Linked DNA regions of Homo sapiens: region 1 is linked to region 2. Evidence: read pairs that join two places in POLR2A ChIA-PET (ENCODE). Cell type or tissue: OCI-LY7. All regions are shown on one strand. Each heading gives the region's core, and the rest is flanking DNA. Links, peaks and the distances in the headings are about the cores only. Region 1 overlaps LINC01483 (long intergenic non-protein coding RNA 1483). Region 2 overlaps LINC01483 (long intergenic non-protein coding RNA 1483).

The links. Peaks named below come from ENCODE experiments on the same cell type or tissue, not always from the same donor. Only the 100,000 strongest peaks of a DNase experiment are listed, where the experiment ranks them.
Region 1: POLR2A ChIA-PET joins it to region 2 with 11 read pairs; 2 of 35 experiments call an interaction of 5 or more read pairs at or near these places.

The regions. Positions count from the first base shown.
Region 1 is chr17:69,837,645-69,845,988 of GRCh38, reverse strand. LINC01483 (long intergenic non-protein coding RNA 1483) reads right to left here. Exons shown (of 5, transcript NR_109972.1): 4 at 503-549. Among named protein-coding and RNA genes, the nearest start is that of LINC01497, 120 kb to the left of the region's middle. In OCI-LY7, for the core only: no CTCF peak of the experiment used is centred there; no DNase peak of the experiment used is centred there.
Region 2 is chr17:69,728,734-69,737,077 of GRCh38, reverse strand. The region is part of intron 3 of LINC01483 (long intergenic non-protein coding RNA 1483); the gene reads right to left. Among named protein-coding and RNA genes, the nearest start is that of LINC01483, 140 kb to the right of the region's middle. In OCI-LY7, for the core only: no CTCF peak of the experiment used is centred there; a DNase peak (open chromatin) is centred at 3,217.

The sequences.
Region 1 (8,344 bases), core at 83-8,082, 110 kb before region 2:
AATTAGGAGTACCCCAGCTATAAAAGACTTGAACACAGTTCAGAGAAATTTTAAAAACAAAATTAACATATACTATTTGGATGATATGGAATTAGTACTAAAAAAAATAAGCTTTGATAATGAGGGCCTAGCCATATCCATGGGATGTTCCACTGGAAAATTGTTGGGAAGTTAGAAGAAAGTGTAAAAGCTCAGGGCATTGGCCATCTGGTAGGGTAGCGCATTGAACAATGAAGAAAGGCTAAAAGTGAAAGATGATTAGCAATTTTTAAAAAGCCAAACTTTGGCCCAAAGACAGCCCTAAAGGCAATTTTCTGTCAAACCTATCTGGCCATCTAATGTCATTAAAATGGAAATGCTGATGGTATTTTCAGTGAAAAAATTTTCCTCTTGAGATAAATATATAGCTACCTCTGCAACAGCTGAATTTTATTAAGGAAGTTCCAAAAATATTAGGTTGGTGCAAAAGTAATGGAGGTTTTTGCCATTAATAGATGCTTACCTTCAAAGTCAGAATGTTCAAGTTTATTCTCTCTCTCCTTTGGGCACCTGGACAAATAAAGGCCAAGAAAACCAAAACAAATGATAAAATGAGAAATGGGCAAACAACCTTTTGTTCATTCAGATTCAAAAAAATCTCTTGAACTGGTTTCAAAATATTTGATTCAGAAAACCTAAACCATGTTTGTCAACTGCATTCTTGTTCTCATTTAAAAAGAAAAAGAAAAAGACAAAAGGGCCTCCTATCTTCCCATGAGTATAATGGTGGAAATTCAACCTGTATGTTTTCTGATTCATTTACACTTATCTCATCAAAATATTTTGTAAGAGCTGAGCTCTTTGGTGGCCAAAGATGTTTTGTGGTCCTTTTCCCTTGCAACAGAAATATTGTGGTTTATCATCAGCTTACACAAATTCAAAAGAAGGTTGAGGAACACTCCTAAATTTATTATCTCATAAGGCTGGAGTGAGTTATAAGCTTGGAAAATCTGTTTTCCTAAACTGGCTTCCTCTATCTCATAATTTATCATAATATTTCAATTCTACCTGTACGGTGCTGATCTCATTTTCACCATTCACGTTAGTACCAATGCTCTCACTGATAAGGACAAACCAAATAGCAAAGGATCAAAGTCTCAGAAACGATCCAGGAAAGAAAGGAGGAGGCTTTGTGCAAAAATTTCCGAGAAATTTTGGAGGAATATGAATGTTTTGGAGTGTAGTATGATTCTGTAGTCAGATTTCAAAGGTAAAGAGCATGTCTTCTATTCATCAAAACTCAAACGGAATGGCTGGGCTTTTCATTACGTTTTGGGGCCCAGAATTAATGCCAAAACCTAATATGCATTTATCAAAAGAAAAGAGAAATTTTTCCTTTGTTTTATGTAACTGATCTGTGGCCCTGTCCAGTGAGGTGAACAGCTTTTACTAATAACATGTCAGGGGGAGATTTTAGGGAAATGCAAACAAAGTCAGAATAGAAATCATTCTACAGGTAGAAGCAATAGAGAACATAATTGAGCAATGGTACAATAAGGGAGCAAACCCAGGTTATGAGACACCATATACATGATTTTTCTATGCAGCATATACTGCTGAAAATTAAGTCAAAATATTTATGATGAATTCATTTATATTATTACTTTGTCTTATGATATTCACTTAGAGTAAGAAAAGCTTAATAACAGGTAGACAAAGTCAATAGTGATACAATTGTTGACTTTTCTTCTTTTATGTTACCCATCCATTGATAGGCAATGCTCTTAGTCCTACATTCTCAAAAATCATGTAATCTCTGATCTTGAGTTGCTACCTTTTGTTATTTTCAAGCCTAACATTGTATACAAGTCCCCATCCCACATCTTCAGGTAACTCTCAGTAATATCAGATAAAAGGGTTCCTTTGGTTTTGGACTGCATCAACAAAAGAAGCCTTCTTCAAAGCTGGTCAAGTGACTTTCTTTGCTCTTTTTCCCACGAACTAATTTTCTTTGCTCCAGTGATGAATAAAGTTAAACTCAAAGTTTCATAACAAGAAAAATTCAATGATGAAAGTTATCTTCTCATCCCAGGTATATTGTTTCAATTTGGTGAGGAGCACTGGGGACAGCAAGTTTGCGATTCTTTTTTTTTTTTTTTTTGAGGCAGAGTCTCGCTCTGTCGCCCTGGCTGGAGTGCAGTGATGCCATCTCGGCTCACTGCAACCTCCGCCTCCTGGGTTCAAGCAATTCTTCTGCCTCAGCCTCCTGAGTAGCTGGGATTATAGGTGCCCGCCACAACACCTGGCTAATTTTTTGTATTTTCAGCAGAGACGGAGTTTCACCATGTTGGTCAGGCTGGTCTCAAACTCCTGACCTTGTGATCCACCCGCCTCGGCCTCTCAAAGTGCTGGGATTACAAGCATGAGCCACCACACCCGGCCTCTTTTTAAAACACCATCCACACAGAAATCAGGACTTTGGAGGCATGAATCCACCAGAATGCAAGCACTGTTTGTTTTGTTCAGTAGGGTACCTACAGTATCTAGAACAGCGTTGCTATGGTTTGAGTTTTCCCCTCCAAAATTCATGTTGAAATTTGATCCCCAGTGTGGAGGTGTTGGGAGATAGGGCCTAATTGGAGGTGTTCCGGTCATTAGGGTGGATCACTCATGAATAAATTAATATCCTCCTATGGGAGCAAGTGAGTTCTCACTCTCATGCATCTGGATTACTTAATGGAGAGAGAGTTGTTATAAAAGTGAGTTCAGCTTCCAGAACTTTTGCTTCCTCTATCAGTGATCTCTTTGCACACCTGCCCACTTTCCTGCTTCCACATCGTGTTTTGACCCAACATGTGCCCTTCCCCAGAAGCTGGCCAGATGTGGTGCTATGCTCTTGAACTATTGCAGCCTGCAGATTCATAAGCTAAATAAACCTCCTTTCTTTATAGATTACTTAGCCTCGGGTATTCTCTTATAGCAACATAAAACAGACTAAGACAAGTGCCTAGCTTATAGTAGGTGCTCAATAAATACTTGTTACATAAAAAAGTTAATTCTAAGAGAAATTCCAAGGAGATCAACAGGTCAGTACCCACATGACCTTAGAGCTTAAACTTCTTTTCTCATTATAATTTCCACCACCCAGCATTTGACCATGAGTGCCCTGGAATTGACCCATCCTCATAAGCCCTCTTCCTTCTTGGGTGTTAAATGACAATAAGGCTCTTGCCATTCCCTGCTATTTCAGACATATACTTTCAGGGCTGCATCTTGGATCTTGTCATCATCTCAAATTCTTTCACTTTCAAAATCCTCATTCATGAGTTCCTTTTCTCCCAACTTGCTTTACAGTCACTTCCACTATGACAGCTTTTCAACTTCATCAGGACCTCCAGTACCCTGGACCACCTGCATTTCCAAATCCATCCATCCCTTTATTCAGTTCCTTCTATATACAGCTTCAACTCCTACTTTCTGTTTTATTTTTGCCTACTGCCAAGCAACCAAGAGATGCTAGGAAAAATACTGCATGATAGGGCAAATATAATCCATTAAAAATATATGGTCACCCAATTTAAATGGACCCATAACCTTGCTCAGCAATTCTACTACACTCTTGGTACTGGAAATGTCACCTAAAGACCAACAACATCGGTATCACCTAGGAACTCAACAGAAATGAAGAATCTTGGGTCTTATCTCAGATCTACTAAATCAGGATAGAAATTTTAAACAAGATCCTCAGCTGATTCACATGCGTAAGAAAGTTTCAAAGCACTATACTAGACCATCTATTATCTTTTTCTCTTATGTAATCAAGATCTTCATCTCAGCTGGATTCTTCCCATGGAAAGAAGACATGCTCAATGCCTATAACTACACATCTCCCTTGAACTACTGTTCTTTCTCTTCCGTCATTTATGGCCAGCTTACTCAAAAGAGATATGTATAATCACCAACACCATTTCTTCCTCTAACACTCCTCTGAAGCAAATTCCTGTCTGGCTCCAATTCTTATCACTTTATGGAGACAACTTTTGATAAGTTTGCTGGTAACATCCATGTCACAATACCTAATGCATGTTTATCAGTTTTTATCTTACTTGATCTCTGATGAGCATTTTGACATTGTTAACGTTTCCTTCCTTTTCTAATAGCTGTCTTCCCTCCACTGCTACATCACACACTCTTGGTTTTCTTTCTATCCATGTAGTCACATACTCTTTCTCTGTCTCTTCCATAGGCTCACTGCCAGCCCCTCAACATTGTATTTTAACATCTAGCAGAGTGCCTGCCACCAAATAGTAAATCAATAAACAATTATTGGATGAATGAATGAATGTGTTCTGTATTGAAGAGGTGCCTATTGTACTCCAGAGGCCACTCTTCTATTTGCTATTTGTCTCTACTACTCAGTTTGAAACATAGCCCCCTGCTGTTGTGTATTAACCTTAAATCTTCTATATTTCTTGTCTTTTTAATTAGGTATTACATTTCTTAAGGATAATGCACTGAGTATTACAAATCCTTATTATTTACTCTTTTAAAAATCCTTCATAACCATTAAAAACATCCTTTTCTTCAGTAGCATTGATAGTGCATGGAAAGGAGAGAGAGCCTGAGAAGATGAAAAAAGTTATTCATTTAATTTTTCCAGAAAATTGTTTGAGAAATAAAAGCCATTGGCCTGTGTTGTTGAATGATACATGCTAAGCCATCTTACAGATTTCAGACCCATAGATATTGTAATTGAAATAGATTTGAGCAATCATCCACCCAACCTCTTCATTTCCAAACTAGACAATGGAAACCCAGACAGACAAAATCATCTGGTACATGCAGCAGTTTTTGTAAGATAAAATGGATGTAACAGAAACAGTATGAGCTATTCTTTAAAGTCTGTCTCTGAAAATCATAATGAAAACTTTTTTCTATCAGAAGTAATTCTTTCACAATTCTAGGAAAATAAAACCAGGCAAGCAAACATATTTGGCACCCAAACTAAGTTGGGCTTTCTAAAACCAGGTACGTTTCCCTGAAAGCTTTGGTGTCTATGTAGAAAATGTTTGATTTGGTAGTAGGTAGTAGGAATATCCCAGTACGTATGCCTATTTCTTCAAATTGTTGTTTTCTCATATACCTAATAATTAATTAAATTTACAAAGGATAACCCGATTGAAGTAATGTTGATAATTCTGCATCATTGTGAATCAGTGTCTGTCACTCTTCTGAACTGCGTGGAAGGCTGAATCATATGGAAGCAGTAAAAACTTCACCAAAAATGTATTGGTGAGATGTTCTCACTTCATTTTCTGAAAGTATGGATCCAGTATCCAATACAATTTCCATCAATGTTGAAATTCACCAGCGAAGGAAGAGAGAATATTACACATCTGCACTGTAACAGCCTCGCCACTTAAAAGGTGACCTGTGCCACCAGTGGTATCTGCCTCGTCTGGAAGTTTGTCAGAAATGGGACCTGGAAATCTGTTCTTTAAAAGCCTTTCAGGCAATTCTTGTATATGCAAAAGCTTCAGAAACACTGTGTCGAAACACAAGTTTCTATAACATCAATTAGCTCACCATGTGGAGGTTGTACTGATTCAGATGCAGTTTTGTTAGGCAATAGGAGAAAGAAATAGTGAAATGAGAATCATAAACTTTAGCAGAAAGGAAAAAATTCCCTCAGCTCATCTATAGAAGAAGTAGAAACACTTTCAGAAAGCTCTATTATTATTATTATTTTCTTTTTTTTTTTTTTTTTTTTTTTTGAGACAGAGTCTCGCTCTGTCACCCAGGCTGGAGTACAGTGGTGCGATCTCACCTCACTGCTGCAAGCTCCGCCTCCCGTGTTCATGCCATTCTCCTGCCTCAGCCTCCTGAGTAGCTGGGACTACAGGTGCCCACCACCACGCCTGGCTAATTTGTTGTATTTTTAGTAGAGACGGGGTTTCACCATGTTGGCCTGGATGGTCTCGATCTCCTGACCTCGTGATCCACCCTCCTTGGCCTCCCAACAGAAAGCTCCATTTTTAAAAAAATTAAAAATGAATGCTTCATTCAGGGCCTCCTTCCAGAAAAACACACACACTGACCTTAAAAAATTAAAAATGAACGCTTCATTCAGGGCCTCCTTCCAGAAAAACACACACACTGACCTTGGCAGTTGCATTTCCTCCTGTTCTCACCTTTAAGCAGCCCAGCTGATCAGAGCTCCTCTTCCATTTGCGTTGCCTCACTGCCTGTGTTTCCATTTTACTTACTCTGTGCATTTTTAATATTCTGTGAAGCAGCTCCAGGCATGCTGAGTTGCTGCCTGCCAGTGTCCAAGGTACCAATATTCATTTTTGTGAGTGTTCTGGTTATAAAATTGCATAAGTTGTGTGTGGTCTCCCCAGCTCTATTTCCCCCAAGAGTCTTGTTATTTTTACCATATAATTTTGCACAAAAAAGTTTTTTTTTAATTTTTCAGGAATACAAATATTGTGTATAGTAGAAATCCTAGTGCTTATATGAAATGTGAATAATTTTTTCTATAATAATAAACTACATTGATAAAAAATCAGATCTTACTTTTCTACTAGTCACATAGAAAGTTAATAGCTGCCATAAATGACTACTAATTCAAATAAGTGTTACTGTTAAATCGTGTATATGTATACTCATATCTTACCTGAATATAGCTTTTGAGCTTTGTTCCAAGAACTGTAACATCAGAATGAAAAACTTAAAAGTCACCTTATTTAACATTTTGAGACACTTAGAAACATCTATTTTTTTAATCTAGATGTTTGCAAACACACAGACACAACTGAAAAAACACTTAATAGAAAAACGGATGTAATGCAGTTAACAATGTCTGTTAATAAGTAGGCACCAGGAGGAATGCAGAATTTACAAATTGAGCACTCCAGGTTAAAAAATATAACTGAAACCAAAATGGAAATAAAAATAATATTCAATATTATATTTGAACGAATCAATATCATTCAAAGAAATCTAGTCATTTAGATCTTGCACATCAGAAAATGAAGGCTAAATTTTCTTAAAAGTTACTTGTTCTGGCAAGAATATACCATCCGTATTTCCTTAAAGTGTAATTTAAATTTTCTAATTGAAAAAACTTGTATATATTTATTGGGTACAACATGATGTTCTGAAATACGCATACATTGTTGAATGGCTCAACTAAGCTAATTAACATATGTATCATCTCACATATTTTTTGTAGTAAGAACATTAAAAATCTACTCAGCCATTTTCAAAATACAATACAATATTATTAACTATAGTCACCATGTTGTACAATAGATTTCTTGAATTTATTCCTTCTAACTGAAATTTTGTATCATTTGGCCAACATCTTTCCAACCCCCGACCCCAACCACTGATAATAACCACCATTCTTTTCTCTAACTCTATGAGTTTAACACTTTCAGATTTCAAATATAAATGAAATCATGTGGTGTTTGTCTTTCTGTGCCTGGCTTATTTCATTTAACACAACGTCCTCCAGATTCACCAATACAGTCACAAATGACAGAATTTCCTTCTTTTATAGGGCTTCACACTATTTCATTGTGTATATGTGTCACATTTTCTTTATCTCTTCATCCACTGATGTACACTTAGGCTGATTCCATATCTTGGCTATTGTGAATAATGCTGCAATGAACATGGGCGTGCTGATATCTCTTCAAAATATGAATTTCATTTTCTTTGGATATATATTTAGTAGTGAGATTTATGATGTTAGGGATCAAGTTCATTATTCTGCATGAGGATATACAGTTTTTCCAGCACTGTTTATTGAAGAGACTGCTGTTTCCTCATTGTGTGTTCTTGGCACCTTTGTCAAAAATCAATTGAGCATAAATGTGTACATTTATTTTAGGGCTCTCTATTCTGTTCCATTGGTCTATGTGTGTTTTTTATGTCGGTATCAGACTGTTTTGATTATTATAGCTTTGTAGTATATTTTGAACTCAGGTGGTATGATGCCTCCAGCTTTGCTCTTTTTGCTCAAGATTGCTTTGGCTATTCAGGGTCTTTTGTTGCTGCATATGAATTGTAGGATTGTTCTTTTTCTATTTCTGTGAAGAATGTCACTGGTATTTTGATAGGGATTGCATTGAATCTGTAGATTGCTTTGGGCAGTATGGACATTTTAACAACATTAAAGATAACTTTGGATAGTATGAACATTATAACAATATTAATTATTCCAATCCATGAACATGGGATATCTTTTCATTTATTTGTGTCTTCTTCAATACAATTCTTGTTTAATTTACTGTCAGGCTAGTCCGATTGGTAGATTATACAATATAATAATTTACTTGAAAAATAAAAGAACCATACA
Region 2 (8,344 bases), core at 63-8,062:
CCCATCAAAATACCACCATCATTTTTCACAGAATTAGAAAAAACAATTCTAAAATTCATGTGGAACTAAGAAAGAGCTCACATAGCCAAAGCAAGACTAAGCAAAAAGAACAAATCTGGAGGCACCACACTATCTGACTGCAAACTATACTGTAAGGCCATAGTCACCAAAACAGTGTGGTACTGGTACAGAAATAGGTACATAGACCAATGGAACAGAATAGAGACACAGAAATAAACCCAAATATTTACAGCCAACTGAATTTTGACAAAGCAAACAAAAACATAAAGTGGGGAAAGGACACCATTTTCAACAATGATGTGGGATAATTGGCTAGCCACATGTAGGAGAATGAAACTGGATCTTCATCTCTCACCTTATACAAAAATCAACTCAAGGTGGATTAAAGACTTAAACCTAGGACCTGAAACTATAAAAATTCTAAAAGATAACATTGTAAAAACCCTTCTAGATATTGGCTTAGGCAAGGATTTCATGACCAAGAACCCAAAAGCAAATGCCAAAAAAAAGAAGAGATAAATAGCTGAGACTTAACTAAACTAAAGAACTTTTGCACGGCAAATGGAACAGTCAGCAGAGTAAACAGACAACCCACAAAGTGAGAGAAAATCACAATCTATACATCTGACAAAAGACTAATATTGAGAATCTACAATGAACTCAAACAAACTAGTAAGAAAAAAACAAACAATCCCATTGAAAAGTGGGCTAAGAACATGAATAGACAATTCTCAAAAAAGATATACAAATGGCCAACAAACATAAAAAAATGCTCAACATCACTAATAATCAGGGAAATGCAACTCAAAACCACAATGCAATATCACCTTACTCCTGCAAGAATGAGCATAATAAAAAAATCAAAAAACAGTAGATATTGGTGTGGATGCAGTGAACAGGGAACACTTCAACACTGTTGGTGGAAATGTAAACTAGTACTACCCCTATGGAAAACAGTGTGGAGATTCCTTAAAGAATGAAAAGTAGAAAACCATTTGATCTGGCAATCCTACTACTGGGTGCCTACCCAGAAGAAAAGAAGTCATTATACAAAAAGATACTTGCACATGCATGTTTATAGCAGCACAATTCGTAATTACAAAATCATCAGACTAACCCAAATGCCCATCAGTCAACGAGTGGATAAAGAAATTGTGGTATATTTATATGATGGAATACTACTCAGCCATAAAAAGGAATGAATTAATGCCATTCACAGCGACCTGGCTGAGATTGGAGACTATTATTCTAAGTGAAATAACTCAGGAATGGAAAACCAAACATTGTATGTCCTCACTGATATGTGGGAGCTAAGCTATGAGGATGCAAAGGCATAAGAATGATACAATGGACTTTGGGGGAAGAGTGGGATGGGGCGAGGGATAAAAGACTACAAACATAGTGCAGTATATACTGCTTGGGTGATGGATGCACCAAAATCTCACAAATCACCACTAAAGAACTTACTCATGTAACCAAATACCACCTGCACCCCAATAACTTGTAATATATATATATATTTTATATATATTTGTATATATATGTAATATATATGTAATATATAAATTATATATAATATATATCATATAAATATTAAATATATATTATTAAATATATATAATATATTTATATATCTGTTTTATATATATATATAAATAAAAGAAAATGCCCTTTGTTTGGAGATGAGTGATCCTACCTCTCTAATGCTGTCTCTGAACCCGAGTCAATTTTTAACTTCAAAATGAAGTTCAGAGCCTGCTTCACTGGAAATTCACATCTTGTCCATCAGCTCCTTCAAACTAAAATTGATACTGATCTTGACTTGTTTGCTTTAAAGCCCCTTTAGAATTGTTTTCCTCAGTTGCTTTTCATTCTGCTTCTTTTTAACTTTAAATTTGGCACCTCCTTCTTGACTTGATTCATGCTTTCTTTGCATAGAGTTCACCACGGTCTTCCTCCACCAGGGTCATGATAGTGCTGGAAATAGAGTCCTTGTCTTTATTGAGGAGGAAAAGTAGGCATCAGCTAAGTACTCCCTACAAAGTCATCCTACAAAGTCATCTTGTAGGATGACAGATTGTGATCAGAGTTAAGAAGGAGATTTACAGATGCTGTTTGAGGGAGTGACAGGGTAATCTGAGTAAGTCTGGAAATTAGGGAAGAGAGTAAGCATGAGCTGAGATTTGAAGGATAAGAAGCAGTTAACTTTTACAGAGACCAGTGGGAAGAGCATTCCAGGAAGCTGGAATGGAATGTGCAATGGTCTTGTGGCAAGAAGAATCACATGCATTAGACAATCAGAAGAAAAGACCAGCAGAAAAGACTGAATTGTGGAGAATGGGTTTGTGAGTGCCTGAGAGATGATACTGGTGCCAAATCAGGTAGGACCTTTTCGGCCATGCTAAGAAGGCTGACCTCAGGAAGCACGTGTGATCTTTATCCCAAAGATAATAGGATAGTATTAAATTAATTTAAGCTTGTCATGATTAGAATTGCCATGTATATAGAACAGATTGAGGATAGGGGAAAGGGACCCAGGGACGGATGCAGGGAAATCAATTAGGAGGCAAGAGATACAGAAGGCACAGTAACCACTTTTGAGGTTCTCTGAGTTTATATGGGAAAATTATTAGCAATTAATAAAGCAAGACTGCACTTCTCCCACTCACAAGGAAAGATTAAATGATCTGTAGTAATAGAAATCACTATCTCCAACATCAACTACAAAGTTAACTTTTTATGTATTTTCCTAGTAATTTTTCCCTTCTGTATGACAGAAATAACCCCTTCCTTAATGTCCACACCTAAATATTAAAGTATAATTACACAACGATCATAAGAGAAAATGCCATAAAAATATGTGACATTGCTGCTGCCTGTGATGACATTTCAAATTGGAGCCTGCACTGGAGATAGTAACATATTTAGGGAAACTATGTACAAAAGCAAGCTGGAAACTATTGTGTCTGTGTTCTCTTAAATGCAGCAACAACAGTAATAATGGTCTCTATAATGCCACACCTGAAAGAGAAATTTGGGGAAATAGCCAACCTTGGCTAGGAAGCAAATTGTAGAGGGTGGTACAGTCAGTTTGTCCAAGGCTGTGGAAGACTGGCTCCTGGCTGCCCACAATCTCATAGTCACATGTTGCTTCAGGCTTCAACAAGCTTAGTACAGTCATAGGCAGGAAATAGCAAAGTCAAAGGGATTAAGTGACTCTGCTGCCTGCATGTGTGTTGGCCCTATAGCAGACTCAGGAGCTGCCAACTGGCACTCGAGCTGCAGCTTCCATCTTAAAGAGAAGCAAGCTGTCCCCTTACACAAACCCAAATTTCCCGCTTCTGAATTAACCTGTCCTGGAAAGCCATCCTTGGCTTTGCAAACATTGGTAAAAACACAGCCCATCTTTTCTCCTCTCCCCACTGTGCATCTGCAAATCCCTACTGGGCACAAATGCAAAACAGTTGCCAATGTCCTTTTTGGGATTTGTAGGGCAAGCAGCCAACTGGCTGCCTGTAGGTTATTCACACTGCAATAGGGAACAAATTTCTTGCTGCAATTATCCCTAAAGTTCTACTGTTTACCCCAGGAATAAACTAATTGCTGCTGTAAAACACTGTTTCCCACACTGTCCGGCACACATCTGTAAATTCCAAGAGGAATGAGGGTGAGCAGGTTACCAGTTCAACACTTTTGGGAAGGAATGGAGATTGGCCAACTGGAATTCAGCTTATTATTCATGGTGGAATAGAATTTGAGCTTCTTATTGCAAATACTCTTGCATGTTTCAGTGCTTACCTGTGTACTTAACCCAACTTGGATCTCAATTTGTAATATGCCCTTGTTTACTACTGGCTGTGAACTGGAGGAAATGAAAAATAAAGACAATATGCACACCTCGAATATTTACTGAATACCTGCTAAATGCCAAGTAGTGTGTTTGGTGCTGAAAATTGTCCACGGGAATTTTATATTACTTAAAGAATTCAGTAAGGTATACTTTTTCCATCACCATCAACTATTTGACTTGTAAGTGGAGATTTCATTCCAAATAGCTTTTCAACTTCCCTTCACTAAGCTTCAGTCATCAAGCTTGGTGGTCTTCTTATTCCCAGCCAACATTTCATACAGTGTTTACTGAAACCACCTTCTGAAGTAGCTCGCCTTTAGAATGCTTATGCTTCTGTCCCTTTAAATAGACTATTGTTTTTGCCTGGAATACCCTTCTCCTGCCTCTCTGACCATGAAAAGCCTACAAATCTTTGTAGACCCATCTCAAGTATGAGGAGGCAGGGAGAGACACTGATATCCCTTAAGGGTGTGGTAAGAAATTTCACAGGCAAAGACTAAAATGAATACAGAGTTGCAAAGATTGGAACTGGGAAGCCCCTTAGGAATCTATATTTTTAAATATGCCTTTCAAATATTGTGATCTGTTTCTCATCTGCTTTCTGTCTGCCTCTCTTCTGATTCTTCTTTTAGCTGACCAACCACCTCTGATTGCACAGTGTCCAACATAAACAATAGCCTCATGGCTTTATCATCTTCAAGGCTCAGTGATCACCATTAATGATTACATTCTCTGTGTTGTTTAACTAATGTTTAAGGGAGATTCTAATGTGTTCCTGGTCTATAATGGCTCCAGCCTGGACCAGTGTCTCACCCTGGATGAATTGCCTATGTCTGGGAAACTGGGTTCCATGGTACTAGCCAGCTAAAGCTGTCATTTCAGTGAGACCACAGACAGGTTCACGGAGGAAGATTTTGTGAGCAACGCAGAAAACAGTCTGTTGTGTAACTTACCACACTTATGTTGTCACTAATGGATGTGTCTTTCTTCCCCCCACACACACTCCAATCTATTATGCTATAGATGCCTCTCCAGAGCCATATGTTATTTTTCTGCTACAATATCACTTGGCAGAGTCCTTGGCAAATAAATAGATTTTCAATCAACATGTGTTGAGTAAGCCTTTTAAAAATATAAATTGGATTAAGTTGCTCTTTTTCTTAAAAACTTCAGCGACTTCCTACTGTATCTAAAATAAAATTCAAATTTCTTTCCATGACCCCAAAGGCCCTGCAGGTTCTGATCCCTCCTACCTCTCCAAGTTAGTCAGGTGCATCTCCCCTACCTCTCCAAGTTAGTCAGGTGCATCTCACCTCTTCATTCTCAGTGGTCCCACTAACGGAATTTTTTTCCTTTTATTTCCTCTAACACATAAAAATTGTTCCAGGCTCAGCACCTTGACAAATATTGCTCCCTCTGTCTGGGATGTGGTTCTGATCTTCTCAGGGCTGGCGCCCTCTCAGTTCCCCTTTGGGATGCAGCTTAAATTTTATATCACCAGAAAACCCTTTCCTGACTCTCCATGTTTCCAACACCATTCTCTATCATTCTGCTCTGTTGGGTTTGTTCAAAGTGTCTATCACAATTTTGGATGGTTAGTTCACTTATTTACTATCTTTACCCTAGGTTAGACCATAAAGGCCACAAAGTTGAGGGCATATCCCTTTTGTTTTCTTCCATATATAACAAGCGTCATATGGTGCTTAACACTCAATACATATTTGTGAATGGATGAATGTATCAGAAAAAAAGTGGTTCCAATTCTCTATTGCTCACTGATGGTGATTTTAGGCAGATAGCTTTTCCTTTCTAAGCTTCAGTTTCTTCTTCTGCAAAATCAAGAGATTCCAGAACTGACAGAATGGTTATTTCTCTTCACCTAAGAACTTCTAAGGCTTTCTCTTCTGCGATGCTTTCCCAAGCTAACCGATCTCATTCTGGGCCCACTGAATGCCTAACCTGAAATACTATTTTGCAGTGGTTGTCTTAGTTACTGTAAGGTCCCTGGAGACACGAACCGGGGGCACTTGGAGAAAGAGAGAAGGCTGGGCCACATAGAAATTTTGAGAATCCTGAAGAATCTTTTAAGAATGAAGAAATACCCAAATATGGTAACAAAAAGTGTCAGAAATGTAACCATTTTAATTTTGATGAAAAAAAACTGTCAAAATTTCCTTCAACAGAAGTACTATTCAAATGTTTACTGAGCATTAACTACATGCATTAAAGACCATAAAACATTTTTCATCTATTATCTCATTTAATGTGACATTTGGGGGATCCCATTGAACGATGACTCTCAGATGCATACACTTGTAAGTCTCTATCCATTTGGAGTCTGACTTGGCCCTGTGACTAGCTGTGACCAATAGGATGTTAGCAAGAATAATGCAGTGGAGGTTTGAATACGTGCTTGCACACTGGGGCTTGTCTTCTTGAACTGTTCCTCCATGAAACCCAGCCACCATGCTGTTACTAAACCCAAAAAGCGACCTGCAAAGGCCCACAGAGAGGAGAATCAAGGGCCCTGGTCCATAGCCCCAGTAGGGCTCCCAGGCCACAGCCAGCACCAATTGCCAGCTATGTGAGTGAAGACATTTGGGGCCTTCCAGACATCCCACAGTGACACTCCATGAAGCAGGACTGCCCAGTCAATAATCTGTAGAATCATAAGAAAAACAATGATTTCTTTTTCTAAGCCACTAAATTTGGGGGTGATTTGTTACTACCCCAAGCAGTCTCAAGACTAGATAGTATCTCACTTATACAGAAGAAAAACAGACTCAAATGGCAAATGATCAAAATCCGATTATTATTTTAATTCTGGTTTATATTTGCCACCTTCTCTGGAGACTAGTGAAAGACCCTTCAAAATAGCTGATTTACCTAGAGCTCCAATTGAAGAGGAATCCTTGTATGGATCACATGACCCAGTTCCCTCCACCTCAAGCCACAGGTGACTAAAACAAATTGGCAACTAACTCAAAAACAGCCAAATCATCAGCTGGCCAGCAACCTACAGTGTGGCTTGGAGTGCAAGTCAAAATAACAAGTCAGACTAAACCCCATCAGGTTTCCTGTCTGAAGAATTTTAACTGAAAATTCTGAATGACTAAGGCAGCTAAGCAGTAGAACCTGAAGTCAACATGACAGCATGTGTTAGGCAGAAATATGACATATTGCAACACACCAAAGTTATGAGAAAGCATAATATAAAGTAATATGAGCAAGCAGAAAGTATAAAGAAAAACAATATGTAAGAATACAGGTGAATATTGTATTGATTGATACCCAAAAGCAGAAGGAGGCAGAGGGAGCTGTGCAAAGACACAGAAAAAGGAAAAACAGCCATGTGTCAGGGCCTCCATATGACCCCCCATACCTGCCTAGTTTCCCAGTGGTTTTTCAGTTATGAATTTAATTCGTTGTCTTTTAATGAAGCCATCTTTCCTTAAAATAATTTGAGTAATTTTCTGTCTCTTGCAACCTTGACAGCCAAACTAAAACAAATTTCAAACAGGAAATAATTTCCACCATGAAAAATTTACCTAGGAATGATTATGATTTTTTCTAGTTCCTTTTAACAAGCATTTATTTAATTTTTAACAAGCAGGCTTTTGCAATTGTTAGATAGAGATAACGGAAATGGGGAACCCTGAGAAAAATTTATGTCCCAAGATAATTTCTATCCAGAATGACTTTAAGCTATGCAGAATAATTTGAGCTATTTGATTACCAAAACGTTCAATTTAGAGTTCAAGGCCCCAGCACCTTCTTCAGACACTTGCAACCAACAGCTTCTCATTTGACCCAATTTGCCTTGTGAGTTAGTATGCACATAAGCATGATAACCAGCCCCCCAAAATTTATATCATCCATGAGTAGCTGTATCAAACTTTACAAGTCTAGAAAAGAAATGAATAAACTAGTCAAAGGAAGAAGGGAAATGTTAGTGCTGCAAAATAAGTTAATTCTACAAACAATTTTTTATATAATTTTAAACCTGATTTTGATTAGAAGATTTAAACCCTTAGAATTATTTACTTTGGTTATTCTTTGTCAGATTTATGAAGTTCTGTCTTTAAAAAATGTGTATATTGCTGAAAGATTGTAAAATTTAATAGCAAACAGATTACGTACTTAGGAATAGACTAAGCACAATTAGCACTCACATTCCTCCCACTCCTATAAATAACTCAGTTTCCTTTCCATGTCTGCAAATTTCATTAGAGTAGTGGAAAAAAAGAGGGGGGGAGAATAAAAAGGGAAAAAGAAAAGGCTTCTGATTCTCTTTTACTGCAAAGTACAGATCCAATCATTCAATCGGGGTCTTTGTACAGCCCTAGGAAGGGGCACAGGGAAGGAGTGGGGGCAGAGTAAAATGATTCTGTCTCTGGGTCTTTGGGGAGAAACTTTTCTACATGTGGCTTTGGAATTAACCTGCTAAAAAAGTGTACTGGCCTTTCCAGCAAG